Linked DNA regions of Mus musculus: region 2 is linked to region 1. A link is a loop called in an ENCODE intact Hi-C map of the cell type or tissue named here. Cell type or tissue: heart. All regions are shown on one strand. Each heading gives the region's core, and the rest is flanking DNA. Links, peaks and the distances in the headings are about the cores only. Region 1 holds the start of Metrnl (meteorin, glial cell differentiation regulator-like). Region 2 holds the start of Narf (nuclear prelamin A recognition factor).

Region 1 (15,179 bases), core at 5,346-10,345:
TAACTTCTACTATCAGTTTTCCTCTTATTTCATCCAAGATCTCCAACAAGTGGTACAGACCATCCTTACCACTCCAGGGCCATCGGACTAGCTGGCCACTGTGGTACTACAAAATCGGGGAGGATTAGACTTACTAACAGCAGAGAATGCTTTGCTTCTTTCTCAGGGAGGAATGTTGCTTATATGTCAACCAATCAGTTATAGTAAAAAGCAAGATCTGACAACCCCAGACAGATCTCTAAAATCAGAAGGATCTACTTATTGCTTCTGGCCAGTGGATCATTGGCCATCCAGTATGGAATCGGTACTACCCTTCTTAACCTCCTTCTCCTTCTTTTCCTAATTCTGCTAGTCACACCGTACCTCATAAACTTCTTGTTTAGATTTCTTTAACAACAGATCCAAAAGATTTCTAACCAGACTTTTAGTCAGTTGCTTCTATGGGATTACTGGTCAAAGGCCTGCAACTCTCAGTTATACCCTGAGAGTGATGATCAAGCTTGCTCCAAGGACTTCAACACCTCCATTCACCAGGAAGTAGTGTAATGATAGTGTCATCCACCCCCTTTCCTGACCCCTGATTAAACAATCAGTAAATAATCAATAGTGAACAAAAAAGTGGGGGAATGTAAGGCACAGCAAATGGCCAACCTGGACCCCAAGAACCTCCAACAAGCAGCCACCTAGGCCATCCCCCACCCCTATACAGCTGGGCCTGGCCTCTCAAAGCATGCAAGTAGGCAGGCCTTACACCTGAGGACCTTCAGCCACCAGGCTCTGCCCACAGAACACTCTAATGGCCATTCCTGGCTCTTGACTGCCAGAACACCTTCCTCTCAGAGCTGTAACAGTTCCACACTATATATAAAGATGTGTGGTTTTATTCTTCCTACTAATGTGGTTTCATTGTGTTTCCCCTCTATACAACCTGCGCTTCCCTCCCAGAGACAGGCTGCCTGGAATTTCCCCTCAACTAAGCTAGGCCTCTTCATAATGCCCACCCTCTCAGAACTGACACTCTTGGTAACGGGTGTGTGTGTGGACCACCTTCTCCTGTCAGCTCTACAGGAGTATATGTTGGCTCTTCACACCAACAGGGACAGCATTCCTTGTCATGCAGAGGCCCCCAATTTAAGCCCCACTCCTGGACTCTTCAGGCCTCTAGGCTCCACCCCTAGCCATCTCTGGCTGCTAGGCCCTGCCCCTACCTGAGACTTCCCTAAACTACTCCACCACCTCCCCCAAGATGGAAGAGTGGCCAGGCCCCACCCTACAGAAAAAAAAATCCCACCAATCCCTGATCTCGCCCCAGGATCAGGCCACATAATCTCTCCAATCCCAGACCACCCTGGAAAGTGTCCCCATCCCCCCTCACCCCAAAACATGTTATATAAACCATGACTTCTGTTCAGTTCTCTGTTGCTTCTTGCCTGAACAAAGGCAGACACCCTCCTGGGGTTTTCCCTCCCAGTAAATCCCTTGTGTGAGGTTTGTTGTGCAGTGTGACTCCTGACTGCCAGGATACCTTTCCCAGTTGAGCTGTAATAGTTACAGTATACCCGCTAACACTGGCTGTTCCAAATGGTTCAAAGACTAGTTGCGAGCAGAGCTGGGGTAGGGAATTGCTATGGACCTAGGGGCCTCTGTGGATATTGTCTAGCTCCCCCAACAGGGTGGAAAAGGTAAAACACCTATGGAGAAACCAATCCGGTGAAGTGTGAAAGGACTGGAGGATAGGAACATGGTGGGAGGGAGTCCAGGGTCCATAGCATCTAGGGCCCAGTTGTCTTTCTCGAGGCTGAATTGACAGCCAGATGCTCAGTCCACTATCATTGCCTAAAAGAGAGTTCCTCTGAGCTTTCTCACTTCTAAAAATTTATGTAGGGCCCAGTATCCCTGCCCCAAAGACAGGGAGAGTAAGGGAGAGATAGTGCTGAAGCTTCAACTTGCCTGTAGCCTGAGACCTTGCTGCAGCAAAGGCTCTCTAGCCTGCTGTGTTGGCTCAAAGTTCCCTATATCCCTTAGTGGGTCAATGCTGAGGAAGGAGCAGGCTTCTCACTCACAATTTTGCAATTTTGGAAGGACCCCCATCAACCACTCTTGTAGTCAGAAACCCATGGGGGTTCCTTAGGTATGGGTTTTCTACTATTGGCAGGATACAGAAGGCACAGAAGATATGTAAGGGCCAGCATCATCCTGTCACCCTTATGTCCTGTCACCCCCTCTTTCTCATAGCAACTACATCACCCCATCCTCATTTCTGAGGTCTCCATCCAGTTATTCCCAGCCCTGTTGGACACTGTAAGGTGGGCTGGGGTGAAGGGTATTGACCTTGCCGAGCTATATTGGGCCTTTGGATGCTCCTTTCCTGGGAAGCCACTCCAGTGGCCTCAGGAACAAGGTAGTACACACAGGTAACTGAAGACAAAAGATCTGACCCAACTAACATCCTCTAAGCTCCATCTCTTGTCTCAGGGTGGAACCTTCTGTCCTGTGGAACCCTCAGGACAGGAGGATTCCTGGATCTTGCTTTCTTATTTACTTGTCTCAGATGTGCTCAGCATGGGGCCCTACCTTGAATTAGCACTTTTATGGCTCTCATGGATCCAGGGCTGAAGGTCTGACTTTTAGCCCCCAGGCCACCACTCTACCCCCATTGGGCAGCCTCCAGCTGCACATTCAAGAGCCTATCTCTTCTCTAAAGACAGGACTAAATGGGTTGATGATATGGGTAGATCCATGTCCCAGCAACAAATCCTTATTGATGAGAATATACAGCCACCTGTGATAGCTGGGCTGAGTCACCGAGGTGCACGTAGCCATTGTCTGTTGGGGATGGCCAGCCCTCAGTCTCTCAATGAGGACCTTAGCTATGGACAGGAGGAGAGACACCAAATCCAGGTCAACTGGGAAATTATTGAGTGGCCATTACACTGTCGACTGTCCCCCTTGTCTACATATAGACAGCTTCTCCCTTTTGACTGAGTTTGGGCTGTGCCCACATATGTTCAGACAGCCTTAGATGCAGATTCCCTACCAGGTTCCTTGTAGGGTAATATCTGTCTAGGACAGCCGTCATCCAGGTGCCAGGTGTCAGCTCCCATGCCAGTTGTGAACTCTCAAGAGGGCACTACTGCCCTGTGGCTTCCTCAGCTGTTCAGTGGGACTAGGCTTGGTGAGGAACAGACAGATGGTCTTCAGCGGCTCAGTGTCTAGAGACATCAAAGATACCCTAGGGTAAACCCCAACATCCTGAGGGCTGGTGTCTGTGTAAAGCTTTGTGTCTATGGCCCACCATCCTTGTAGACGGAGCTCCTGTTGTAGTGCTTAGGGCTGAAAGGTCATAACCTCTGTGACTACTACATAATTTGGGCGATGTGTATGTGTACACTTCCTGGGGAAAGTGGACAGACTTCACTACAATTTTCTGATGTTTCAGGCACACAGAGAACCTTAGGCAGTGGTTGGGTGGAGACACTGCTCTTTCCTTAAGCAACAGGAAGCATTCCCTCTAGTCATTTTTGTCATGTGAATCAGAAGGCTAGACCTTCTGACTGGTGGGACACTCAGCCACACCCTAGATTATGGCCACGGTCATATAGTGACCTCACTACATTCCATCCTGTTCTCTGAGTTTATTTTTCAAACCTTTTCTCTCTCAGCTACTACAGTACCAGGAGCACATAAATATCTCTTGGCCCTCAGTTCTCACCCTGGTCCTCAGCTCCTCGACATCTTCTCCTGACCCAGGCAGAACTATCTGTCCCCTAATTTCATAGGCAGCTTTTGATATAGGTCAGTATTTCCAGGCCAGAAACAATGATAGGCTAGATGTATGGGTTGATTTTTTTGTTTTGTATGACACAGAGTTTCTCTGTGTAGCCCTGGCTGTCCTGGAACTCATTCTGTGGACCAGGCTGGCCTTGAACTCAGAGATCCACCTGCCTCTGCCTTCCAAGTACCTGGATTAAAGGTGCGTGCTGATGGCTTGGTATTCTATCATAGGTTTCTTTGCCTGGGCCTCCGTGGTCACATGACTTAACAACTAAGATCTGCTTATACGTCAGCTGTCATTCTCATGTATGAATTCTGATGTAGCTGAACCCCTCCTATGGCCACCCCTTCTCCCTTGAGAGCTTCCTCAAGAGTCAAGTGCCCACTGGTGGGGTAACTACATCTTTCTGCCCCTTAGGCTGTGATCGTCCAGGCACCACACTGCTGCCCACACTTAGGTGCCCTGTGTTTACACACTTTAGGTTATACATTGGCCAGTATGCCTGAACTTGAATCTGTGGCTGTGGACCTTGAGCCCCTTGCTCTCTGGACCTGAGGAAGGTCGAGCCAGCCAAGACTCCCTTTCTCCCACTTTTCTCTGACTCATAGACAGCAAACCTGCTAGCAAATTAGGTTAGGGGGAGCTAGGTGAAGGTTGCTGAGTTGAGGCCTCTAGGCTGTTTCATGTCGTAATTACAGGTTACTCAGTGCAGTTGCTAAATGTTAAATTACAAGCGTTGGCTCTCTGTGCATCATTTGACCACAATTATTATAATTATGTCCTTGCCAGAAGGTCAACAGAGTAACTCAGAGGAGGATACTGGGGTGACAGATGACTTGGGGGTTGGGGTTGAGTAGGGCAGTGTTCTCAGATTAGCACCAAGGGCCAAAGCAGGGCATGGCCGCTACCTTCAAAACCTTCACATGCTGAAAGAAGGCAGATTTTTTTCTCAGATGATTCTTTAATGATAGTCATTTTGTGCAACAGAATCATCATTGATAAACACTGGAAATCTCAAGATTTGGCAAAAGCTATCACTACTGGCAGTTTGTTAAGTTGTGTCTGTGGCACAAAGTCCCATTACTATGGGGAAACAGAATTCCCACTAATGTGCCTTCCATTAAAGGAGAGAGCTGAATCTTGTCTCTGAGAGTCTCCAATTACCAGCTCCCATCGAAGAATGAGGTACATGTTGACACTGGGAACCCTGTCTCACTCTGGGAGTTAAAGCCATCCTACTTTGGAAGTAACTGAGGTTTAAAACTGGGCCCTAACACCATAGATTGTGGAAACCAGAATATGGTATTAGTATCTATGCTACATAGCCTATCACTCACAAGGACCTATTTACATTTTAAAGTTTAAAAGGATTGAGAGATGAATAGCTCCACAGAGTCTGCCCCCAGCATCTTCTTTCTATTGCTGCGTCCCATGAAATGTAGTAGCTCACACTGTGTGGCAGAAAATCTCTGGGGCCAGACATACATAGCTGATCTTGTACTTGTTATCCTGGTCCTCAGATCTGTGAGGCCATATGCCTTCTCAGCCTCACATCTGACTAGCTACACATGCTCCACCCTGGGGCTGTACTTGGAATTTATCACAGATATTTGTATCAAACTCTGTACCAGTGATGCAAGGACCACGGAGGGGCCAATCCTCCCCACTGTAGGTCAGGAGGGAGATGCTGGAGCCCTTCTTGGGTTTAGCCTATAAAATGTTACCTGAGAAGTGGCCCCTTCCCACTTATCATGGAACAACACATATCAGACTCTTTCCTTACAGAACTTCCCAAAGGGCCTCTGGGAAACCTCTGAGAGACTGTCCAGGCCCCCATGAGTCCATGGTTAACCTACTAGGATCTAAGAGTACTGGACAGTGGTTCGTAGGCAACCTAACAGCCTTGGCCTACATCATTCTCCTGCCCCCAGGAGTCCTGCCTGTTGGGGGATATCTTTTCTGCAGATGTTGCAGGACAGGGGTCAGCACAGGTATCAGGAGTCTATGAGGATCTCTACAGCACAAAACTTCACAAGCCAGCAGAATGTAGTTAACCCAGCGACAGCTCTGAAAACCAGGTCTGCTGCCCTGTCCCCAACCTACGCTAGGTAATGGATCAGGGGGATGAGAACAAGGAGATAACTGCTTCAGTGATCCTACAGGAGGATCTGGGTCCTGGAAGGCAGAGACAACCTCCTCGATGTCATATGGGATTCTTGCAAGAACCCTGACAGACAAATATTCACCCTTACCTTGTTGTAAATTTTTTTATTGGATTTTTAAAGGTTTACAAAAACTGAAAAGAAAATAGAGACATCTCCGATATCTACTCCTTCCTCCCACTGTCATTAGCATCTTGTCTTAATATATGTGCAGTAATAATGAGCTAGTATTTGTATGTCATAAACTAAAGGGCAAAGTATAGATTCCAGTTCAATCTTGTGTTCCATTGTTTTTTTGACAAATGCACATGAGCCTCTACCATTCCCTGGGACAGAACCAGCTTTAGTCAACCTGAGCCCTCTGTTAGTGACTGTAGGTCATTAGCTCTTAACATCTGCACCGGATAGCACTCCTACTTGCTTTCATGCTACGATCTGAACTGTGATGAGCCATATAGGCCTTCCAAGATGGATGAGACATGATTGGCTACATGCAAATTGTGTATTCATCTCTACAGAGTCCCTAGTAAAAGGGATTACTATATAGAAAGTAGCCAGAGTTTACAGTGTGCAATTGGCAGGTTCCTTTCCTCACCTGCTTGGGGTTATCACCTGGCTCATATAATGTCTGTGCACTGGAACCCTGCAGTGATAGGGACAAGGTGTATACTCTAAGGGCCTTGGCGTTGGTGGAGTAGACCTTCAAGCTCTCAATGCACAGGTATGTCCCTGGAGCATCAAACAGGGCCTTGAATTTCAAGGTGACATCACTTTATATTCGAGGCAGGGTTCCAGTTCTGGGTTTTAGTTGAGTAGAAAGACCTGCTCAGCTGTACGACTGTTTTACACTGATTCTTAAACTTCAGATGTCTTTTCCAGATCCCCAGACCTTCTCCTTTCCTCAGCTGTTTAGTGGCCTCAAAGCCACAGGTGGTGCTGGCTCTTCCTCTTGAAGACATAAATTTGTCCCTCTTACTCTCAGTATGGTTGCCACCTAATAAATAAACTGCATTTCTAGGCCTTTCCTCATGCATAGAGGGTACTCTGGAATCCCTTGTTTCCTCCTGACCTATCCAGGCCAGTTTCGTCCATCATTTGATACTGTTTGGGGCTTTGAAGTGAAGAAAGATTGCCTCATCACCTTCTCCCTGTTTTGTTTGTTTGTTTGTTTGTTTTTTAAATCAAGCTCCAGGCCAGAGAATGTGTCCCTCCACCTCCCTATTTCTGCCCTGCTCCTGTGTAGCTCCCCCACTAGATGTTAGGATCACCATGATCTCCATGCGACGCCCCTTCATGGCCAGACTGGGCTCTCAGATGGTTATTTTTTTGTTTCTGTTGGAAGGATATTTGGAGACAATTGGATCTGTCAAACTCGGGATGGGAGATACTATTGAAGTATAGAATGGGTCCCAAGATGAAATGACGATAAAGCTCCACACTGCCCAAGGTAGGTTTCACTGTAAAGAAGCATCCAGCCTAAAACCTCAGCTTCAAGATGACAAAGTGAATATTAAACAAGAGACCACAGGACACTTGAAAGTGTGGCCTGGGGACTGATTGCACACCTGAGGCCTTTCTATGGGATGGATGTTCCAGAGTCTCGAATAACCTCGTAGAAGCTGCCAGTGCTTACTAATGGCAGAGTCTCAGTCTCTCTCTGATATTCTCTCTCTCTCTCTCTCTCTCCTCCCTCCCAAGGCAAATTTTGAGCTGGGGAACAGAAAGAGAGGGTGCCAGGAACCCCAAGAAGCCACCGCTCTTGAGTTGTGAGCATCACAATAGTCCTTGTGCACTGGAGGCCACTCAGGCTGTCTAAAAGATGGTGTCTAGCTGCTGGAAGGAGCTCAGATTTCTTCACTTCGTGCATAATAGTGCAGTTCCCCCAGGCCCAAACTCTTCCATCCCCATCCCTACAGCTTCTTCGTCCCAGCCCCAGCCCTCCTCCCTGACCTTGTTCCCGTTCTTTGCAAAGTCGTTTGTCCCACTCCGAGCTGCACTTTCCCTTGTCCTGTGCGGCGAGATGCTGCCCACTGAGTATCTGCGGCGTGACACCAGGGCGTTCCAGGCTAGAGCTGGCAGGACACAGATCTGTGAGCTGGCGCACGGGGCGGAACTGCTGGCCCGGGCCGAAGGCCAGGCGGGGGCGGAGCTCGGCCGAGGGCGGGGTGGCTTCACGGTTCCGCCCCCCAGCTGAGCCAGACCACGGTCCGGGAACTTGCCAGCTCAGAGGTTCTAGGGGCAGCCGGCGCGCTTCTCTAGTTGCAGCTTGGGCGGCTCCTGTGGTGGGCGGCTAGGGGCGAGCCGGGATGGGCTATAGACGCGCGACGTGATCAGTTCGCACGCGGACCCACGCCTCCCATCGCTCTGCCTCAAGAGCCTATTCTGTGGGTGCAGGCACGCACCGGACGCAGACCCGGCCGGAGCATGCGGGGTGCGGTGTGGGCGGCCCGGAGGCGCGCGGGGCAGCAGTGGCCTCGGTCCCCGGGCCCTGGGCCGGGTCCGCCCCCGCCGCCACCGCTGCTGTTGCTGCTACTACTGCTGCTGGGCGGCGCGAGCGCTCAGTACTCCAGCGACCTGTGCAGCTGGAAGGGGAGGTGAGTCTTGCGGGTGATTCCAGCGTGGACTCCCTGGACCTGGACCGGAGCCCTCGGCAGCGAGTGGCAGAGCTTGCGGGGTAGGGACAGCTATGCTGGCCAAGTCCGGTGACCCCCGCCCTAGCTCTGGTTTCAGAACAAAAGAGTTGGTGGCATCTGGGTCCCAGCTCGGAAGACGCCCACTCTCCGCGCGCGTAATACTGCCCTAGTGGGTTTCCTGGGCTCCATAGGCTGCATGTTTGGTCCTCCCAACGGTTGGGATTTCTGATTCTTGGGAAAGGGTTGGGATTGTGCTCATCTAGAGGGACAGCTGTGGCGTGGAGAGCGTGGGGTCCAAACGAGACCCGTATCGGCTGCAGACCGTATCTTTGGGGCAAAGAGATGGGGTCGACACCTGTCTGCGGCCAAATGCAGTAGGGTAGAGCCCTGAGCCCGCTTGGTGAAGGTCAAGCCGCCCTTGGCAGCAGGGCACAGGGTTCCTGTGACACTTCTCTCTCGTCCCCATCAGCAGTGACAGCGGAGGACTTTTTGCTGTTGTTTTAACTGAAGTGTGACGTATGGAAAGAAGCACAAGTCACAAGTGTGCGCGGGCGGGGTGCCTGAGGAGTCGTAGCTACTTTGGACACTGAGAACGCGCCAGGCACAGCGGCCGGCCCCCTCTCTTTGCAGAGCCAGTTTTTTACAGCTGCAAGTTGCCAATTCAGCGGTTTGCATAGCGCGCTGCGCTGATGCGGGTCTCCTGAAAACGTGGGCTGGGACGGCGGTGGGGGTCTGATGTAGCTCATCCCAGGGGCAGGGCGCTTGCGCAGGCCTGGGGAGGTACACGATCTCGTCTGAAGCACAGACTCCAGTGAAGGGGGCTCATGGGGCAATGCGTGCGGTGGGTGATTTTGGTCAAGAGGGTTTTCTGAGAAAGGTGGATGTTGGGCAGTGCCCGGATCTGCGTAAGCAGGGCATCAATGATTATCTTGTACACTTACAGTGCCTGACTTTCTGAGAAAACCACAGAGACCAAAATCAACCCTCATCAAGACTCCTGCTGGAGTGCTTGGACTGAAAGATTGAGAGCAGCTTCTTGAGCTCTGCAGTACCGGTCTTTAAGGGAGTTGGAGCTTTCTCTCCCGCAGAAATCCCTTCTGCCTGGCAAGAGCAGGGAGTTAGAGGGCTTGGGGCAGACAAGAGCAGATTGGATCTGAGGGAGGACTGGCCTCGGGAATGCTGGCGCCATCATAGAGCTGGCCATGAGCCTGTGATGCTAAGCTCTTACCGGGCGGCCCTTTCCCCGTGGTAATTAATTCTCTGCTCACAACCAGCACTGCTGAGTTAGTGTACTCTAACCTCAGATCTTGGTGTGCCCTGTTCCGGCAGACCAAAACCAGAAACGGAACGCCTGCCTTTAAATGAGGTTTCCAGACACTTGCTTTTCTTCCAGGTTCTTAGAAGGCGATGTGCCTGGAAGACTACCTTTCCCTGAGCCCGGGGATCTATGGTGAGGGGTGGCTTTCCCCAAGGTAGTGAGGGATTGAGTACAGACAAACTAAAAGACACCTTATTTCTGTGGGTCCATTCTCATTTAAGTGGAACCAGATGACTACCTCGTGATGCATGTGACTGCTGGGGTGGCAGCCCCCAAATTCAAGTCTGGGCAGTGTGAGCTGGCTACCTGTCCCCTTGGATTCCCCCTCTCCCCTTGCTGTCCTTCTCCAGAGCCAGGCCAAGGCCTCCAAAAGTGTGTGAGCAGTGGGAACTGTCCAGTAGCTGGTCATCCTTATGCCTACCTGGCCCTTCTCCCCCAACTCATTCCTATTCTGGGATTCCCTTGAGGGCTTCTTTCCCAGGGCACAGCTCTGCAGAGGACAGCTGAAGGTGTCTGGTAGTTGTAGGTAGGTAGATAGGATTGGGAGAACACATAATATTCCCTTTTGTTATAGGCATGGTCCCCACTTATAAATGCACTTCACAGGTCAGTTGACTACTGCCCAGCATGCTGGCAAGCTTGCTACTCTACAGTGTTTATGAGTGTTTTCTTTTCAAGCAGTCTAGAACAAATCAATGGGTGAAGCAAGACTCAAAATGTTGGATTCTGGCCTCTGGTAGGAAGGGAGTTGCTCTCCACAGCCCTGGCCACTTCACTTAACTCATATAGACGCTAGGTGTTTGCAAGGAATCAAGTTGGAAATTTTGTGTTGATTAGTCAGTGCCATAAAGGTGGACCATGAACTTTCTCACTGTGATCAGTGGGAAGTCGGCAGGCGTAGTCACACCTGGGCTGTCTTGTGAGGTGGGAAATGAAAGGCAAGACTTAGCAGCAGAACCTTTTGGTTTCTCTTGGATCCAAAACCCTTGTAGAGACCCTTGTCTTGTTCTAGTAGCTTGTCTGTGGGTATTAGCAGTGTACCTGAGCAAGTCCTGCTCACATCCTCGGGTCCTCACACAAATCTGGAATTTATGATTTGTCTTACAAGGCCATTAAAATTTGTGTTCATCTGGGTAGTGAGCCTTGCTGATTGGAAAAAAAAAAAAGAAAGCTTTGGGCTGGTGAAATGGCTTAGTCATATAGTGCTTGTCCAGCATGTGCAAGGCATTGTGCTGCTCCTGGGACAGACACTCACATGCGCGCGCGCACACACACACACACACACACACACACGCACATACACACACGTACACATACATGCACGCACATACACACACACACACACAAGCGCGGACGCCATTTATTCAGTTTACCTTATGATCAGATCATTCCTGTCAGTTTTATGTAGACCAGGACCAGTTTTGTCTATATTTGTAACTTCATCATAGCTGTGGAGCATGATGTATCATCTGTATCTCACCACGACGGTAAAGTCCTGTGGATCAGTGGTCATTTAAGATGATATGATGCTGGGCATTTAAGATGGAGATTTGGGGTAGTAGGTACTGCAGTGGGAACCTGCCCTGACTTCGTTAGAGGTCTGTCTGGCTGAGGGACCCCTTACTTTAGTTCCTGCTTGTCTAACCATGGGCTGTGCATATGCACTAGCTTTGATGTGAAAGCTCCTGTATCCGGCTACTAGTTGTTTTCTTAGTGGTCTGAATATTTTAGGAGAGTGTGAGGGAAACACTCTTGCTTGTCCTGGGATGCACGGTTAATCCTTTCCTTAGCTAGTGAAGCCAGAGTAGAGGTGGGCCGACAGGTATCTCATTCTGTGGGCCCTCTCTGCCCTCATGTTGTTCTTTCCAATTAAGTGGGTGTAGTGGGCACCGCATAGTGCAGGTGGCTGCTGGGATGGCAGCCCCGAGTCTGGACATTGTGGGCTGGCCTTGTGTCCCCTTGAGTATCCTGTGGAGGATAGTGTTTCTCTTTATCCACCTCTGCTGCACTGAGGCTCCATGCTCTGAGGCCCCCAGAGTCTCTGTAGTGAGGCCTCCATGCTCTTGATTCTCAGGAAGCAAAACCTCATATTGGGTGCTTTATATTAAATATAATTTATATTTGTAAGTTGAGGTTTGTGACTGTTCTAGTGTAAGTGTCAGTTGTCCCTTGATGTTGGAGACAGGAGAAAGAGAAACACAATCATTAGGTTTTAGCCATGTGCCCATTTAGTCTAATTTTCATATAATGCTATAATTATGCCCATTCCTGCATAGGTGTCAAATGAACTTGTGTGAGTTTTATTGGCTGTAATTTGTAAGTTTATTCTACATGTGTGACTTGGGTAGTGCCTGCTAGCTGGCTGTTCCTGGCCCAGAGCCTTGTGGGGGTGGGAAGCAGGTCAGGAGGGGTTCACCCACAATGCTTCTCTCTGATGTGGTCGTGGGGTGACTTACAGTCTTAGACTACTGTAGCCCTTGTATACAAAATGAGGTTTTGGGGGCCGGAAGCATGAGTCACTCACAGTAAAGGTGCCATGTGTTATGCATTTTCTCGCCTGCAGAAAAGCTTGCTGGTAACTCACTCAGTCGACGTTCTGGATAGAGCCTTTTTTATTTTGCATAAAAATCCTAAGAATGTGGGTGAACCTGTCTGGGATCAGATCAGAACCAAACGCCTGTAATAGAACTCTTTGCTGAAGCCGCTGCTTTCTTTCCAAGACCACTGTGGTTATGATGTAACCTTAGCAACAAGCTGACTTTTGCTTTATAGTTTGAGCAGGAGAAACTTCTGCATTTTCAGGAGCTTCAGATTTTTTTTTTTAAACAATACTGCCTCACAAGGGTGTAGCATACTACATGCATCCTTTCATTTAGCATGCATGAGATCAAATTATTACTTTAGGAAACTTATTACTTTAGGAATCTCATCTAAAGGTCCTTTTGTTCTTTAGACTCCTCCCCAAGGGATGTTTCCTTTACCCTCATAATGAATTCTGCTTTAATGGTACTCGTTTTTTTTTTTTTTTTTTTAAATATGATTGGTGAAATAAACTTCAGGTCTGAGAATGAACGACAAATGGTCAGATCATTGCCTTAAGGAAAATTGAGATCTCTTATTTCCTGTGGCTAACTCCTCCAGCTGGTTTGGCACCCATGGCATCTCTACACACAAGCTTTATCCTTGTTTTCCATTTCTTTGAGTGTCTGGAAACCTTTGGTGGTGCAGTGGCCCTGCTGGTCTGCTTTGCTAGATGTCTTGGAATGCCCAGATCATTCTTGGCTGTAGCTTCCTGGTGCCATTTCCATGGCTAAGGAAGCTACTAAGACTCTGGTGCCCTGGGTTGTAGCATGGGGTGTATCTAGGGTCTAGGGAGCCAGCGTGGTCTGTACCATCAGAGCTTTGGGTCTTGCTCAGCTTTCCTCTTGGAGCAAGTCCACTGGAAGCTGAGAGAGGTGGGTTGCCTTTGCATGTTCCGGGTGAGTGTGAGTGGCTCATGCGTGAGGCTGTGCCTAGGGTGATGTACGTGGGACCTCAGCTCTGAGACCCTGGCTGACCCTGTTTCCTCCTCCTACAGTGGGCTCACCCGAGAGGCACGCAGCAAGGAGGTGGAGCAGGTGTACCTGCGCTGCTCCGCAGGCTCTGTGGAGTGGATGTACCCAACTGGGGCGCTCATTGTTAACCTACGGCCCAACACCTTCTCACCTGCCCAGAACTTGACTGTGTGCATCAAGCCTTTCAGGGACTCCTCTGGAGCCAATATTTATTTGGAAAAAACTGGAGAACTAAGACTGTTGGTGCGGGACATCAGAGGTGAGCCTGGCCAAGTGCAGTGCTTCAGCCTGGAGCAGGGAGGCTTATTTGTGGAGGCGACACCCCAACAGGACATCAGCAGAAGGACCACAGGCTTCCAGTATGAGCTGATGAGTGGGCAGAGGGGACTGGACCTGCACGTGCTGTCTGGTGAGTACCCTGTGTGGGGACAGTATGGGCTAGCTAACCTGTCCTGCTGCTTCCTCTTAGGTAACATTGGAGGCTCACTAGTCACATTGATTGTTTCCCCTACTACCTCCTGAATTCACCTCTGTGAAACATTCCTATGTCTATGGGTCCAGTGAGGCACACTTGTCCCATGAATCCTTGGTCCTACTGAAGGACTGCAAAGTGAGAGAGTGTTGGACCTTAAAACTGAACACATCCTTTTCATCCAAGCCCCCTTTTAAGAAGACTTCTCTTTGTTGTGTACCCTTAGGACCCTGGAGCTTCTGACTCGAGGGAAGTGAGGTGATAGGAGGCTGTGATCCCTGAGAATGGCTTGTAGTTCTGGTCCCTAGAGGACTGTTTGCAGCTCCTTTGAGATGGAGCTCCTACCCTTCCAGCTGTCCTACACACTGGTTCCGGTTTTTGGTGTCTGCCGTAGACTTGAAATAGTTTTGGGTGGGGAACAGAACAGCATAAAGCTGTGACATCCCAGAGGCTTTTGAGGATGGATATTAGGGTTGAGGAAGACACATAAGGTCTCCAGGGAGAGCACAGCTGACCCAGCTCCATCTCCACAAGATAGAGCCAGAAGCCTCATGGAGAAGCCGGCAAGTACATGGTAGGGCCTGAGATTGAGAAAGGGAGCTGTGTAGCTAGGTGCCTGCTGGGAATTGGGGTAGGTAAACCTGGGAGGAGCTCCTCACTAGGAGAGAGTAGTCAGGAACTCCTATCACAGTGACAACTATGGATGCTGATTGATTGAGGTTCGGGCACACATTTCTCTTAAACCAGGCCACTCCAAATGAGGTGGCAAGTGTGCCTAATAGCTGAAGCTGTGGAGTTGGTTTTGTTTCTTTCTCTTTTTTTTCTTTTGTTTGGACACAGCAGATGTTTTTCTGTGTGACAGACTGTAGTGATAAGAAAGTGTTTTCACGTTAATCCCCGGTTCGGGGATATGGGGCCGCTTTGCAGCAGCTGACTGATTTGCCTCGTGCTCTCGCAGAGGCATGTTTTGGCCAGCCACAGATAGTTTCTGTGATTGTGTAACATTCGAAGTTCTGTGAACTTCTCAGAGAATATATAAATGCAAGGACCCCAGAGGCGGGGTGGGTGGTGGGTGGTCATTCCAGGGGGTTGGATGTGGTTTGTTAGTTGTGCTCAAAGGAGAAACAAGATTAGATTCAGATCTCTCTCTCTCTCTCTCTCTCTCTCTCTCTCTCTCTCTCTCTCTCTGTCCTCTTTATCCTTTCTCTCCTATCTAGTGATAGGGACTGAAACCTGGAGGATAAAGGGTGAGAAAAAGAAGAACC
Region 2 (15,179 bases), core at 6,908-11,907, 470 kb before region 1:
CAAAAAGCAGAAGCCCAGGCCAGGCAGCTTCAAGAATTCTGAGAAGTCCAAGACTAAGGGAAGGGGGCATCCCCAAAAGGTACCACCTGACTTTCCCCAGGCTCAGATTCCTGTCTGCCATTGTTAGGTGTACAGTGAGGACCTGGGTGGTCAGAGGAAGCCCCAAACCCCTGAACTTCAAAATGTTCTCACAGGTCCCTGCCCTGTGGAACCAGCCCAGCCAAGGGACATACAGACTTGTTGTAACAACCCGGGGGGGGGGGGGGCGCTACTGTGCGCCAAGTGGGGTGTTTTATGCCCATCAGAAGGTTGAGGCAATTGGCTTTCTTTTGAGTTTGAGGCAAGCCTGCAACATAACAAAACACACTACATAGAACCTTAGTGAAAACTGTTGTGAGTAGCTTTTCTAGAAAAGTCCAGAGATGTTTACAAGCAAAATCAAGGGAAGGGCTGAGTCCAGGTAACTGAATGCCTCTGAGCTGGGGCAGGTGCTTCTGAACGGGAAGGGTCCTACTGTTCCATCTTACCTCCCAGTCTTCCAAGTTCTGTACAGCCACAAATAGGCAGCCTGTGACATAGAAGAGCTTCCAGCCCAGACTATCTGCAAGCAGACAGTATATCAGCTCATTAGCTCAGGAGCCAAGGTGATGTCCATAGGTGGTCCTTCCCAGCCCAACCTTTCTTTTGGCTCAGATTAGAGGCTTAGGTAATGTGCTTCTGTCACCGGAGCTACTTAAGCCCCAAACTCTGCCTAATTCCACCTAGAGGATGGGTAGATCGATACAGCCTTGCCATGGAGATGGGACACATCCTCCCTGCAAGGTGACAGGCAAATGCTAAAGAGCTTTACAAGAGGACTTTGTAACACAGTAAGAGATTTAAGATACAAGACATGGCCTGGGATCATCTCCCACACAAGGCCACCCCAAAGCCACACACACCAAGACTGCTTTTTGTTCATTTCCAAGTGCAAGGAAGCTGAAGGGGAGAACATACTTTACCTCCACTGTAATAGGCAGCAGCCAGGCCAGTGGATAATATTCCTGTAGAGAGAGGGAGAGAGTACCTTGTTAACTAGCCAAGGGAAGACCCATTTCTTCACAGTGCTATAGCTGTCTCATGGTAGCACAGCTTGTTCAGGGGCAACAGGTAGAGGCTACCTAGTACAGAGTTGGTGAGCCAGCTAAGATGTTTGTTTCAAAACGGAGGAGAAGGGGACTGGAAAAGAGGGCTTACTGATTAAGAGTATATACTACTTTTGCAGAGGACCCAGTTCAGTACTCAGCACCAGCACCCATGTCAGGCCATCGCAACCTCATGCAACTTCAGCTCCAAGAGAGCTAATGCTCTTCTGGATTCCACAGGCACCTATACGTACCTGCATAGAACCCCCATATAGATACACACATAGTTTAAAAATAAAATTAAATAAAAAGCAAGATATCCCATCATGGCATTCACCAGACTTGTCTGCAAACAAATGACAAACGCACAAATGACCCTGAGGTAGGTATTGCTTACATGGGATGAGGGATGAAGACTACTTACAGAATTATAACAACACCCGAGCATAACATGCAGAAAAGCATGTGTATATCATAAGGACAGACTGCAGAGATGCTGCTGAAGCCACAGCTAGTGCCTCACCTCAGACTGTACAGCCCAGCCAACACAAGTGCACCTGTCCCTGAGATACAAGAGCCTTCTGACAGGCAGCGATGGAGGAAGAGGCTAAGTGCGCTTATGAAGAGGTCTGAGCCAGGGAAGAGGAAAGATGGGAACCCATGATCACCTGTCACACAGAAGGAAAACTATAGTGACCTCATAAAAAGCAGATAGGCTGGGAGGGCATCTCAGTGTTAAAGAAGTGTGCCCAGCTTGCAAGGCAGGGAGGGTATCTCAGTGTTAGAGTGTGCCTAGCATGCAAGGGGGTCGGTCCTGCATGCCATCTGAAAGAAAAGGCACCCTGAGGGTTAATGAAACATGCTTTATCAAGGCCTTGTATTGAGAACCTCTAATAGAACACAAAGAAGCTGTTTACGTCGCTTTTTAGATTGGGGGTGGGGTGGGGGGTGGGAAGCCTTACCGACCAGCAGGGACCAAGACCGGATGCCTGGAGCCCTCTTCAGATGGAGGCGGGTGCTGGTGCGTGTCTCCACCTGCATATACATTCTTGGAACCTGGGCTCTACTGCACAGCCGACCAGGCTTGGAAAAACACAACTGAAGCCTGCAACCAGTGCACATAGGCAGCACCTCATTAGTCCAGTCAGGAGGCCAGGGGAAGGTCCACAGCAGACCCCGAACACCTTTCTCTTATGAGCCCACTTAACTCACAATTATGTATGGGCATCGGGGCTACACAGCTCACAAATTTGGTGTTGGTCTGAACTCACTTCCAAGCCCCCAGTCTTGTGAACCCTTTTCTTGACTGAACTCTTATCTTTAAGTTGTTCCATTAGTAAGCCCCCTCCCCCTCCCCCGCCCCGACACACACACACACAACTCAGGCTTCCGGCACCTTACCCGAATCTTCCAGAAACAACTCTTCCCACCAAGAACGGGAAGTGAAAGTACCATCGTGTATGAGTCTCTACATTCATAAGCTGTCAGATCCCTGTTATTGACGCCAGACTACCTAACAATGGCCCAAATGCGCCGAATTAATGGGACACTGCGGCAGGACGTCTGGAGATTAACACCCAAGGCCCCAGTTCTGAGTGGCTCCTTGGATTCCCAGGGGCAATCAAGCTTCATACCCTACATCCTCAAGAATCCTAGTTAGGCACATAACTTGCCTCCCTCTGGCTTCAGTTACCAACAAGCTCCACTAGCGGCCCGTTACGCTGGCTCCTCCTCCGGAGTGCACACGCCCGGCTTCCTCAATTTGCCTTGCGCCTGGTCCAGATCCGCAAGCGATGACCCGCACAGGGCTCGGCGGGTCGGAACCCGAAAAGTTGTAGGACACGCACCTATGCGGACAACGAGGGACTTGTAGGAGAATGAGTGGGAGAGAACAGCCCCTCGAACTTCCGGACTTCTGTTCCGCAGACTTCCGGGATAAGAGCTGGGTGGGAACCTCCCAGGGGTGGAGACTGAGTGATTACGCAGTCGGGGGTTGTGCCTTTGTGCTTCACACTCCTGGGGACAGGGACAGGTAGGGCACCTGAATTTAGCCCCTTGGCCAACCAAGAAAGATGTCACTCAAGGAGGTTTCCTAGTTAAGCAGGATATGGGCGTGGTTTAGAAGCCTGGGGAGTGAGTGGATCTGGATTGGGTTTTTTTGTTTGTTTGTTTTTGGGGGGTTTTTTGGGTTTTCCAGACAAGGTTTCTCTGTGTAGCTCTGGCTGGCCTGGAACTCAGAGGGATCTTCATGCTTCTGCCTCCCGAATGCTGGGATTAAAGGTGTGTGCCACCGCCTCCTGGCTAGATCTGTAATTTTCAGGAAATGATAAGAGGTCATATTCACCAGATGCCTAAGGTATAGCAAACATGATCTGACTACCCGAGGTCAATCTAACAAAAGATGCACAATAAATGAAAGTGGGGACATGGCCACTCCTAGGTATTGTTGACGAGTTTCTTATTGTAAATGTGAGGGAAAGCACATATGGAAGCGTCTGGTTGAACATGTCCAGCAGAATAGAGCCATGAGAGGAAAGAGAGAGGGGCAGAGTAAGAGATGAAGAGAGGCGAGATGGAGACAAAAGACCAAGAGGGCAGACAGCACGTAGTCACGATGTCAGATGTCAGCACGTAGTCACGATGTCTGGGTTTTATAGGCAAAGAGAAGTTGGAGGGAAGGGAAGGGAAGGGGAGGGGAGTTGAGGGGAGGGAAGGGAAGGGAAGGCAGGGGCTTGGGCAGGGTTAGAGAGGTCTAGGGTAGTGGGCAAGAGCTGAGGAGTCAGGACTCTGTAACAGGTACTTGCTGAGAGCATGGCCATCATCTACTTTGATGGTCAATAGGCACCTCAGTTAGCCATTTGTCCCCGGTTTCTTTCAGACCTAACACACAATAACTAGTGACGTAAAACCTGGATCACATGTTCCTATTTTGTAGTTTGCCTCCAACATACCTACGATGATCTGTGGGTGCTAGGACGGCATGCTGGAGCAGAGATTTCCATTACTTTACCGTTCTCTTTAGATCTACTTGTTATGGGATTCCTAATTTTATAATGACTTTATAAAAGTACACAGCATGACCCTTGAAGTTTTGTCAATTTATAGTTACAGTATATACTGAGAAAACTGGATGAGGCAGTCTCTCTCTAATATTTACTTATTTATTTTATGTATAGGAATACACTGTAGCTGTCTTCAGACACACCAGAAGAGGGCATCAGATCCCATTGCAAATGGTTGTGAGCCACCATGTGGTTGCTGGGAATTGAACCTCAGGACCTCTGGGAAAGTAGCTAGTACTCTTTACTATTGAGCCAACTCTCGATCCCTGTTTTTTGTTGTTTTTGCTTGTCTGTATGATGTGCGTGTGTGAGTGTGTGCATGTATTTCTGGTTGGCCTGGAACTCTGGGATCTGGCCCAATCTGTCTTGCGAGTGCTAGAATTAAAAGCACACGCTGCTATACTCAGTTTAAAGCTGGATTTATTCTCTTTTTTTTTCTTTTTTTCTCTTTCTCTTTATCTCTCCCTCTCCTTTTTTTTTTTTTTTTTTTCAAAACCTGGCTGTCCTGGAACTCACTCTGTAGACCAGGCTAGCTTCAAATACACAGAGATCTACCTGCCTCTGTCTCTTGAGTGCTGGGAACTGCCCAGTTTAAGAAGAGGCTTTTATTTATAGACTGGCACCAGGTCTACACCCAGGACTCGGAATTCCTGAATGCAGTCCCCAGTCACCTCAGTCAGGGGTTTATAAAGGCAAAAACCACAAGTTACATTCTGTGCTAGTACAAGCAGAAGGTCCTCTTATGCAAAACAAGCTTTATTTACCGAAGCAGAAACAGAAATTTAAAAAGTAACCTTTAACAGCCCTTAACATTTGGAAGTCTAATTTTGCTTTGCAGTTCTCAAAAAGCCCAGAGATTTTAAACTGTAAACATAACATTAGCGTTAGCCATGAACATAATGTTAGCCATGACTGTGCTGTGTGCCGAGATTACAGCTTGAATGGTACCTCCATCGTGAGTCAGTTGTGCTAAGGCCTGGGGCCCTGTTACACTAGAACTCACTATGTAGACCAGGCAGGCCTCCAACTCAGAGTCCTCCTGCCTCTGCCTCTTAGGTGCTGGGATTAAAGGTGTGTGTCACTATATCTAGCTGCTTTTAGTTAATTTTTAAAAAACACTTAACTTTGGAGATCACACAGTCTAGCAATAATTTATTTCCCCTAATAGGTTTGTTGTAGGTGACACCTCTGCCTGTACCTGTAGGCCAAAAGATCCAAGCCGACTTCTGGGTTTGAAAACTCTATCAAACCCCACCAATTCCTGAGCATGAAAACCACTAATCCCTAAACTAGAAATCCCACCAATCCCTGGGCTTGAACTGAAACCTCACCAATCCCCACCCTGGAAATCTCCACCCTGGAAAGCTCTGGCACAGCCACATCGACTGGAAACAGTGACAGTCACAAAGCCAGCACAGCTGCTTGACACAGTTCCTGCTGAGCTGAGCTGAGCTGAATGCTGTGATCACTGCCATTCTGTCACCTTTGAGGCTTGGTCTCTGTGTGCTGCATCCTTGGGGACTTTCTGCATTATGATTCACTTTGTGTCTTTTCCTGAGAAAAATTATATTCCAGTCTCTCTTAGGAAAATTCTAAAATTAACCTTATCTGGCTGTATGCGTAAGCCTTCCTTATGCTCTGGAGACCATTAAAACACAGATAAACACATAATTAGATAAGACCATTACTGCAGGAAACTTCTTGGTGTATCACCCCCTGAGCTAACTCAAACAGTGTAATTGGTGCAGGGTAAACCGAGACAACTGACAAACTCTGACTGGCCAGGAGAATAGGTTACATTCAAGGCCTCCCTTTACAGTATGCTTAGAGCTTTCTGAAAATGAAGTTTAAAGATAGGGGGTTGTACAGGATACACCCTTGGAGGAATAGAACTAACTCAGTAAGTAACATAGGTTGACTAAAATAAATTTTTCCTACTTTATAGCATAGGTGATGAAGTAATAAAAGAAGTTAGGTATTAGTATTTGTTATTAATAAAAAGACCAGTTCAGATATTTTGTTTGTCTGGAGTGCTTTAAAACTGCAAACATTGCCAGCCAAAAAGCAGGCTGTCATGTAATAAATGTGTTTGCTTTGGAGGAGACATTCTTTAGGTTCTTTAAATTGGAGTTATAGGGCTGATGATAAAAATAAAATCTGTTCTATTTGTATTTTCTGATTGTGACTGAACTTGTAACTCTGGACATAAAGTGAAAAATCAAATATAATCGATACTTCCTGAATAATCATTGTTTTGTGAAATTGTCTTTTGTTCTGTGAAACCTGTAAAATAAAGAAGCACCTGATTACCAGTCAGTCACAGGGGCAAGACTGCCTGGCCACCTCCGCACTCACTCACCTTATCTCCTCCATGGCTGGACTGCCCTGTAGAAAAACTGCCTGGGCAGGCTCCTGGCAAAACTCCTCCCCGAAGAAGCCCTATATAAGCCTGTCTCCTGCTCAACTCCAATCTACTTCTCATCCAAGCATAGGCAACCACTCTCTTTGTTCTGTCACAGCAAATCTCTTGATGAGGTTTGTTGTGTCGGGTTACTTTGTGGTAGTCCTTGGCTCCCTACTGCTAGAATGATCTCCTTTCAGAGCTGTAACACTTCCACTGTAACGACAGTTTAACAACATTGGTGGTTTCCCTCAGAGCTGTGCAACTATTGGGGAAAGCTTTCCCCCTCAGCATACAGCTGCACTGCTCTCATTGAGAAAGCCTTTCCTCTCGGAGATGTAACCCAGTACCTATGTAGTAAGCTAAAATCATTGAGCTAAGCGATAGAGCATTTGCCTGAGACTAAGCAAACCCCGTTGCTTTGAGTGTAGCTGAGAGTCTAGAAGGCAGATTGAAAGCAAGCTCTATTGGTTCAGTGTAGGTAGTTTGTTTTTCCAACACCTATGCTTAATGAAACTGAACAATTTCTGTACCTCTCAGAAACTGGTGTTGGTTATGCAAAACTTGTTTATAATTATCCACTTGCAGAGCTATAATGGCAACACAGGGCAATATAAACATCTTAAAATTTATTATATATTCATTGGCATTTGCCTGCATGCATTCTGTGTGAAGCTGTCAGAATTGCTGCAACTGGAGTACAGTTTTGAGCTGCCATGTGAGGGCTTGGAATTGAACCCATGTCCTCTGGAAGAACAGCCAGTGCTCTAAACTGCTGAGCCATCTCCCCAGCCCCCAATATAAATATTTTATCAGGAAAGTACATATAAGCAACAAAAGCTGAAAGTCTCTCTCAGACAGAAGGAAGATCAGCTGCTAAGAAAACTCTCAGACCAGACCAGCTGCCTGGAAGAGGGTTAGACCAACTGGGACACTTAGAAAAGAGACACTCTCCAACCTCTTGAGCTACCTGTAAGCTGTGGCATGTGCTCCAGGGTCCCAGATTTGTGAGCTGTCACCCAAGCTGTGGTTGGCTTTTGTGATGCACTTTGAATCACTTTGACTCTCATAACCCCTCACCCATATTCCTGCAAATAACCCAGTAGAACTCATTGTTTCCCCAGGTTAGATTCTGGTGGGATCCATACTGTGGTCTGTCATGGGCTCCCTCTTTGGGATGAGGATCATGTGTATGTTGTGACATAATGACAAATCAGGAAGTTCTGTCACACAACCCTGAAAAAATAATAAATAAGAAGTACATGCCTGAAGAGTTCAGTATGACCTAAGAAAACATCTTGCAGGCTGTGTATGTGGCTCAATATAGAATACATATTTGATCTATTTTGATTTACTTGTTTATTTTTTAGATAGGGCCTCACTTTAGTTCTGGGTTGTCCGGAACTCGCTGTGTGAACCAGGCAAGCCTTAACCTCGTGGGGATCCGCCTGTCTCCAAAGCGCTTGGATAAAAGAAGTGCAAAACCATAGCTGGCCTTTGATTTTATTTTGTGTGTGTAAATGTTTTTCCTGTGTGTAGTATGTGTACCACATGTATGTCTGGTGCTCACAGAGGTCAAAAGAGTGCGTCGCTGCCAGCCAGTCATGGTGCACGCCTTTAATCCCAGCACCTGGGAGGCAGAGTCAGGTGGATCCCAGATTTCAAGGCCAGGCTGGTCTACAGAGTGAGTTCCAGGACAGCCAGGTTACACACAGAAACCCTGTCTCAAAACCAAACCAAACCAAAACAAAACAAATCCCCCAAAACCAAAAGAACAACAAAAACCAAGCAGGGTGTCACATACCCTGGAGACAGGAGTTAATGGAAATGTTGGGAACCAATACACAGAATCAGGAATCAACCCAGGTCCTCCGCAATGGCAAATGCTCTAAACTGCTAAGCCATTCCTCCAGCCTCAAGAGACTCCATCTTAATAAAACTCCACAAGTTGGGTGTGGACGTTAATGTTTGGTTACTGCTTCTAAGCATTAAGGTGTGGGTCATAGTGTCTGACTGGCTTCCAGCAGGATAACCAAATCAGATATAATATGTCATTGAACATTTGTAGACTCTTAAGTGTAAGAGTAATCTTTACACAGCTCTCCGCAGTAGTGAAGGGTACTTGATATCAAGTTATTTCTACCAGAATTTTGAGAATAAAAACAGTTTTAGCTATATAAGCGTGCAGAACAAAAAGAATGTGTTGACAGTTCATATGAGTGTAGCTCAAAGAATGTAGAAACAAAAGAAACTCCCCAACTAGACAACTAGACAGTCTTATGATTCCTGTCTTCCCTTCTCTAGTCTTGCCTAACCTTGCAGTTAGTAATCAAGAGGATCAGCAAAATGGCTGAGCTCCTAGAGTTGGTTCTGAGTTTGATCCTTGGAACCAGGATGGTAGGAGAGAACCAACATCTGTATGTGTGCAAGTATATACACAAATGCACACACATACACATATACATATATATTTTTTCCATGTACATGGGAAAATTGCATGAAACAGGAGAGAGGAAGAGAACCAGAAGATAGCTGTGAGACAGAACAGGTTTTGGTTCTGGTGATAGGACCTGGAGCTCCTCGGGCGACTGCCCGTACTCCCGACATCACTGAGAATAATTTTAGTGAACTGAAAGTAAGGTAAACTCACAATGATGTTAACATTTTTATTTCTTTATGTTGTGTGTGCGCACATCCATAGTAGCAAGTGGAGGAGAGGACACCTTGCAGGGGTTTACCTTGCTTTACCTACTAAACCGTTTCACTGGGCCCTAAATTCATATTTCTTTTTGTTTTATGAGCGTTTTGGCAGCATGTGAGCAAATGCACTGTGTGTCTGTTGCCTCCGGTGGCCAGAAGAGGCGCTAGATCCCTCGAGTTGGAGCCCGGGAAGTTTCTAGCCAGTCAGTCACAGGTGCTAAGAACCAACTTTGATCCTCTGAAAGAAAGGCAGTGCTCTTAGCCATCATCTCCCTAGCCCCCTTATATTTCTAATGATATGTTTAAACTCAGCTTTTAGAAGGCACTGAAAAACAAACTCCATTTAACAAGCTAATTCAGAGAATTTAGGGCTGGGGATGTGACAGCCAGCTGTAACTTGGGGGCACTGTTACTGCTGGTCCAGAAACAGGCTGCTCTCAGTTATTAGAGACACTTCCCTCGGTAAACCATTATCCTATAATCTCATTCTATTATTGACATTCCAGGTCAAAGGTCAGTGGCCTTTAAGGGATGCCTGGTACTATAGTAAGTTTCTTTAGCTGTCCCAGGGGAGTTATATGTACATTATTACACAGGACGATTCTCTTGCCCAGCTGTGGATTCCATAGATAAGGTACATCTTTTGTATATTATGTAACTTGCCCTATTCTGTAGGTGGTGTGCAGCTATGATATCTACTTTATAAAGCTTTCCTTTAGCCTTCTTCCAGCATGCTGTTTGGCTCTAAAGCCGCTGTCCTTCAGGTAGGAGTAAGAATGCACTTATTTAATTTAAATTTGAATTGAGTCTGTCTTTGGTCTTTCCCAGGGGATTGGAACACAACAAAAGAATAATGCATTTAATCTGCCTTGGAGACAGGTCTCACTGTGTAGCAGTATAGGGCAGTGTTGGCTTTAATTTTATCATTTTCCTGCCTCAGCCTCCTGAGTGTTGGGTAATTGCCAATAGGCCTGCTCATCCTACCTGTCATTTTGTTTGTAGACAGGTACATGTGTAGTACTGGCCGTCCTGGAACTCAGAGATCTGCCTTGCTCTGTCTCCTGGGTTCTGGGACTAAAGGCATGCGCTAACTCGCCAAGATTCAAGGTCAGCCTACTTTGAATCTACACGCCAGACTCAGCAGCATTGCCCATAAAGCAAAGCAAGCCTGCTGCGCATGTGCACTTGTGCCGCACCGGCCTACGTGAGGCTTCGCTGGCTGGTCATGGCGGCGGTAGAGGGCGGCGCCGGCTCCGCCCTCCAGGAGACGCAGTAGAGCAGAACTTACGACGCTAACTTGATTGAGCGGGCCAGGCCGCGGCCACTGAGCAAGGCGCTCTGAGGTCGCCGCGATTCGGCCTCGTCCGCTCGGTCAGCGCACTCTTCCTGCCTCATACGCCCGCCTTTGCCAACTTTCCCCATTAGTCCTTAACCAGGCAAAAACTGACAGGAGGATATGTCCCGGCCGGGCAACTACTAGTCGAGGGACAAGCTCCACCCCCGTTCTCTGATTGGCTCCTGGGAGGGACCTGCCACTTCCTCACACTCTCATTGGCTTAAGCGGCGGAGGCGGGGTGAGCGTGCCATACCATCCTTGCACTCTTTTCATTGGCTCAGGGGTGTGGCTCATCTTGCTTAGGCTCTCTCATTGGTCTACTACAGTCCTTGGGGCGGGGCCTCCGTGCAAGAAGACAACAAAGGGTCGCAGGTCGCTAGCGGGCGGCAGGCGGCGGTGTTCCAGTCTTCCTTACTCCTCACAGCTTAGGCGCGTCGGCCTCCTGCCAGTCCCACTCCAGATGAAGTGTGAGCACTGCACACGAAAGGTGGGTGCGTCGTCCGGCGGGGCTAGGGGCGAAAGCCAAGGCTGGAATCGGTGGTGAGGGTCGGGCTCAGCCGGGTGCACCTTGCTCTGTTATGTCGGCCTCTGACAGCCATCACCTGTCTGCAGAGGACTGGGCGGCGAGCTGGCTGTTGTCCACTGCAGGCGAGTGCACCGCCGGGACTGTCCGTGGAAGCTACTGTTCTGGGGCCGGGGATTGATCTCAGTCCCGGCACCCTGTTGTGGAAGTGAACGATTAATAAAGTAATTAGAAATGATGCTTTGAGCGGCTCTTCTACTTAAACAACAACAAACTTCAATACAACGAAGTGGAGAAGGAATAAAGGGCAGGCAGGCCCTCCTGTCCTGCTCCACTAGGTGGCTGAAGTGACTGACAGCTGCCTCACTTGCCTTCACACGTGATGCATGTGCAGGAATCTCGTTTGGTTTTTTGTTTTTTTACAGGAATTGTATCATATCCAAATACTCCATACGTTGTTTTTTTTTTTTTTCAGAGAATCGCCTGTAATCTTGTGTAATAGCCACATCTAAATGTTCTTATATATATTACCGTTAGATCACTTCCTGTTCTTCATTACTACTACAAACAATACAAATGGAGGGTGTGAGTGTTTATGTGTACCCTTCTATAAGTATGGATGATTTTATTTTGTAGAAAGGGTTTCTTAGAAGTAAGATCGACTGCTCAGGATATGTTTTGGTTTTTGGCATCACACTAAATTATTCTTGACTGAGCTCGGTGGTACACACCAATGATCCCAGTGCTTGAGAGACTGAGGCAGGAGCTCAAAGTTAGACAGTGCAATTTATCAAGACCCTATCTCATTAAAAAAAAATATGGTAGCACACATCTTAATCTGAGCACTCAGGAGGCAGAGGCAGACTTTCTGTGAATTTGAGGTCAGCCTGGTCTACATGGTGAGTTCCAGGACAGCCAGGACTATGTAGAAAGACTTGATCTAAAAAGGAAAAAAATAGATAAATAAAAATAGAGAAAAGAAAAATAATTTTCCTTTCTAACATCCCCCATCCTTTTTTTTTTTTTTAAAGGAATGTAGTAAAAAATCAAAAACTGATGACCAGGAGAATGTGTCCAGTGATGGGGCCCAGCCAAGCGATGGGGCCAGCCCAGCCAAGGAGAGTGAAGAGGCAAGTAGATGCTTCGGGTTTGTGTCAGCCTAACGTGAGCGTGAGTGGATCGGGTTTGTGTCAGCCTAACGTGAGTGTGAGTGGAGTGGCTACTGTTGTTTCTTCTGTCCAGTCTTATACTACCTTGCACTTCACTGCTCTAAGAAAGACTGAAGTAAAAGTGGGAAGAGCCATGTATAGGACAGTCTTGAGTCTTCTCAAACATACCAGGCCAGGAACTGCTTGAGAAATAGGAATATTGTGGTACAGTGTTGAAACCTTATTCTATAAAATGGAAGGAACTCACATTCTGTAATGCATGCAGACTTGAGGGTCAAGTTCCATGATTCTTTAAGCTTGCTGTTTAAGTTAACTAAGCTGCTTGTTTAGTTCAGTTCTTGTTTCAGCTAGTTGTGATGCTTGTTTGTACATACTGTATCACATTGTATCACATATTGTATCACATTTGGAGCTGAGCTTCATACCTGTCTCACTTCATGCTCTGAAGAGGCTACTGCATGTGTCATGCCACACTATGGATTCACAGAGAAGGTTACAGTCACAGTTGTCTTAGAAAATATTAGGACTAGTCAGGAATGCTGGTACACCTTTGGAGGTCCAGCTCAAGGTCAACCTAGGCTGTATAATGAGACCTTATCTCAACACAAAAACTGAGGGAGGGCTAAGGATTAGTCAACTGATAGAGAGCTTAGCTAGCTAGCCTGAAATTCTGAGCTCAATCATTTCAAACAAACAAATTGATTTTAGAGCTTACTAGATAGCTCAGCCGGTAAAGACACTTGCCACCGAGTCTCAGGATGTCAGTTTGATCCCCAGAACCCATATATGACATCTGGAGACTTATGAACACAGGTGACAGGAAAAGACCAGTTTTTACAAGTCGTCTTTCTACCTTTACACCAACATATTGCACACACACACATAACATCAAACAAGAAAGCAATCAGTCAATGTAATATAAAACTTTTTTATGTAAGTGTAGAATTAATGACATTGGGGAAGTAGGTGGCAGGAATTTTTTTCCTTCGACCTAGTACTTCTGATGTACTGTTTAATCTGATGGGCATAGTTCTGGCCCTCCTGTGTGTCCAGTGCTGTCCTTTGTGAAGCAGGCCTCTGGGGAGCAGCAGTGCACCAAGAGGCAATGGTCCCTGGAGTCCTGGATCAGTTTGGGCCAATGCTTTAGACACCAGACCTGTACCCTAATGCCTACCCTGTCATATAAAATCCCATTGACATATTAGGGCATACCTTAGAAGGGGAGGCCTGCCTAGACTGCACAGTAAAGTTCCATCTCCAAAAATAAAACAACCCTTTTGAGGCCCTATTTCTTATCAGTGTTGTGAGGCGTTGAGTTTCTTCCATCCCAGGGTTCTGGTAAGGATGAGATAAGTTTGAACACAGTCTAACCAACATCTTGGCAGTTTAGTGTGGGCATAATTTTTAAAAGGCTAAGGGATGCTGGGTAAAAGTTGGTAGACTGGGCCCTGAAGGTAAGAATTGAAGGTAGGATGGACCATCGGATAGATGTCTGCACTACATAAATGCCTGGTGCCCGCTGAGATCAGAAGAGGATGTTTGATCTCCTGGAATTGGAGTTATAGATGGTTGTTAACCACTGTATGGATGCTGGGTATCTAACCTGGGTTCTCTATACTGCTGAGCTATCTCCAGCTCCTATTTATCTATTTTACTTTTTTTAAAAAAAGATTTATTTATTTATTTATTATATGTAAGTACACTGTAGCTGTCCTCAGATACTCCAGAAGAGGGCATCAGATTTCGTTACGGATGGTTGTGAGCCACCATGTGGTTGCTGGGATTTGAACTTGGGACCTTTGGAAGAGCATTCGGCGCTCTTAACCACTGAGCCATCTCTCCAGCCCCCTATTTTACTTTTTGAGATGGTCACACTTGCTATGTAGACCCTGCTGGCCTTGAGTTCAATGATCGCTTCAGAAGTCCTGAGATAAAGGCTTGTGTCATTAAGCCTAGTATCTTTTTTTTTTTTTTTTTTAAATCTGTGTATATGTGGCCTCCCCCATCCCCTCAGATGTATGCTTTAGGATAGGTTACACAAGCGCCATATAGAAGCCAGGGAGCAGGAGGAGAATGGATGGAAGTCACTTAGAAGACAGCATCAGCTTCCAGTGCCTAGCTAGACAGCCCAAGGCATAGCGAGATGCTGGGCTGACCTGGGGACCCTGGTAACAGGAACTGGAAAGCTGCTTTGGAAGTGGTAAGGACTATATCAAAAGAAGAAGGCCTCCGTAGAGTCTAGCAGTTTACAAGAACAAGGAAGGAAGGTGAGGGGGTGGCTAGGAAACTAACCTGGACCCCAAATGTTGTTTATTTGTTTGTTTACTTATTTTGGAGACAGGATCTCACTATGTAGTTCTGCTTGGCCTAGAACTTACTATGTAGACTAGGCTGGTCTTAAACTCAAGAGATCCACTTGCTTCTGTCTCTGGAGTGGTGGGAGTAAAGGCATGTGTCATGGTGCTTAGCTGAGAACATTATTTTAAAGTCTCTCACACACACACACACACACACATACACACACACACACACACACACACACACATATACTAGAAACGAAAACAAGCATATTGACACACACCTGTAATCCCATCACTCAGAGTTCTAAGATGAAACTGTTGTAAGTTCAAGGCCCTTCTGTGCTACATAGTGAATGCCAGATCAGGTCTACAGGGCAAGATCCTATCTAAAAAATATCAACAAACTATGAAAAAAAAAAAACTGCATAGACTCCTCCCTAGAGCTTCTGTAATTGACTGAAATGACTCTTGCTTACTTTAGCATCTTCCCATGTTAATTTACCAACACTAACTGGACACTTACTGTTTTTAATATGTTTCATTTTTTACTAATACCTGATTTGA

What was found. Peaks named below come from ENCODE experiments on the same cell type or tissue, not always from the same donor. Only the 100,000 strongest peaks of a DNase experiment are listed, where the experiment ranks them.
Region 2: it touches region 1 in a loop (2.5-fold over the local background); 1 of 42 quality-filtered maps calls a loop at or near these places.

Annotation. Positions count from the first base shown.
Region 1 is chr11:121,694,265-121,709,443 of GRCm38, forward strand. Metrnl (meteorin, glial cell differentiation regulator-like) reads left to right here and starts at 8,163. Exons shown (of 4, transcript NM_144797.3): 1 at 8,163-8,531; 2 at 13,466-13,851. The coding sequence starts at 8,362. In heart, for the core only: no CTCF peak of the experiment used is centred there; DNase peaks (open chromatin) are centred at 8,057 and 9,097; H3K4me3 peaks cover 2,347 bases; H3K27ac peaks cover 1,622 bases; H3K27me3 peaks cover 761 bases.
Region 2 is chr11:121,226,242-121,241,420 of GRCm38, forward strand. It overlaps Narf (nuclear prelamin A recognition factor), which reads left to right and starts at 10,995. Exons shown (of 11, transcript NM_026272.3): 1 at 10,995-11,110; 2 at 12,178-12,276. The coding sequence starts at 11,084. Cybc1 (cytochrome b 245 chaperone 1) reads right to left here and starts at 3,068. Exons shown (of 7, transcript NM_144832.2): 1 at 2,798-3,068; 2 at 2,087-2,229; 3 at 1,002-1,043; 4 at 528-601. The coding sequence starts at 2,171. In heart, for the core only: CTCF peaks have their summits at 9,439, 10,485 (motif pointing right), 11,008 and 11,477 (motif pointing right); DNase peaks (open chromatin) are centred at 10,540 and 10,880; H3K4me3 peaks cover 2,257 bases; H3K27ac peaks cover 2,882 bases.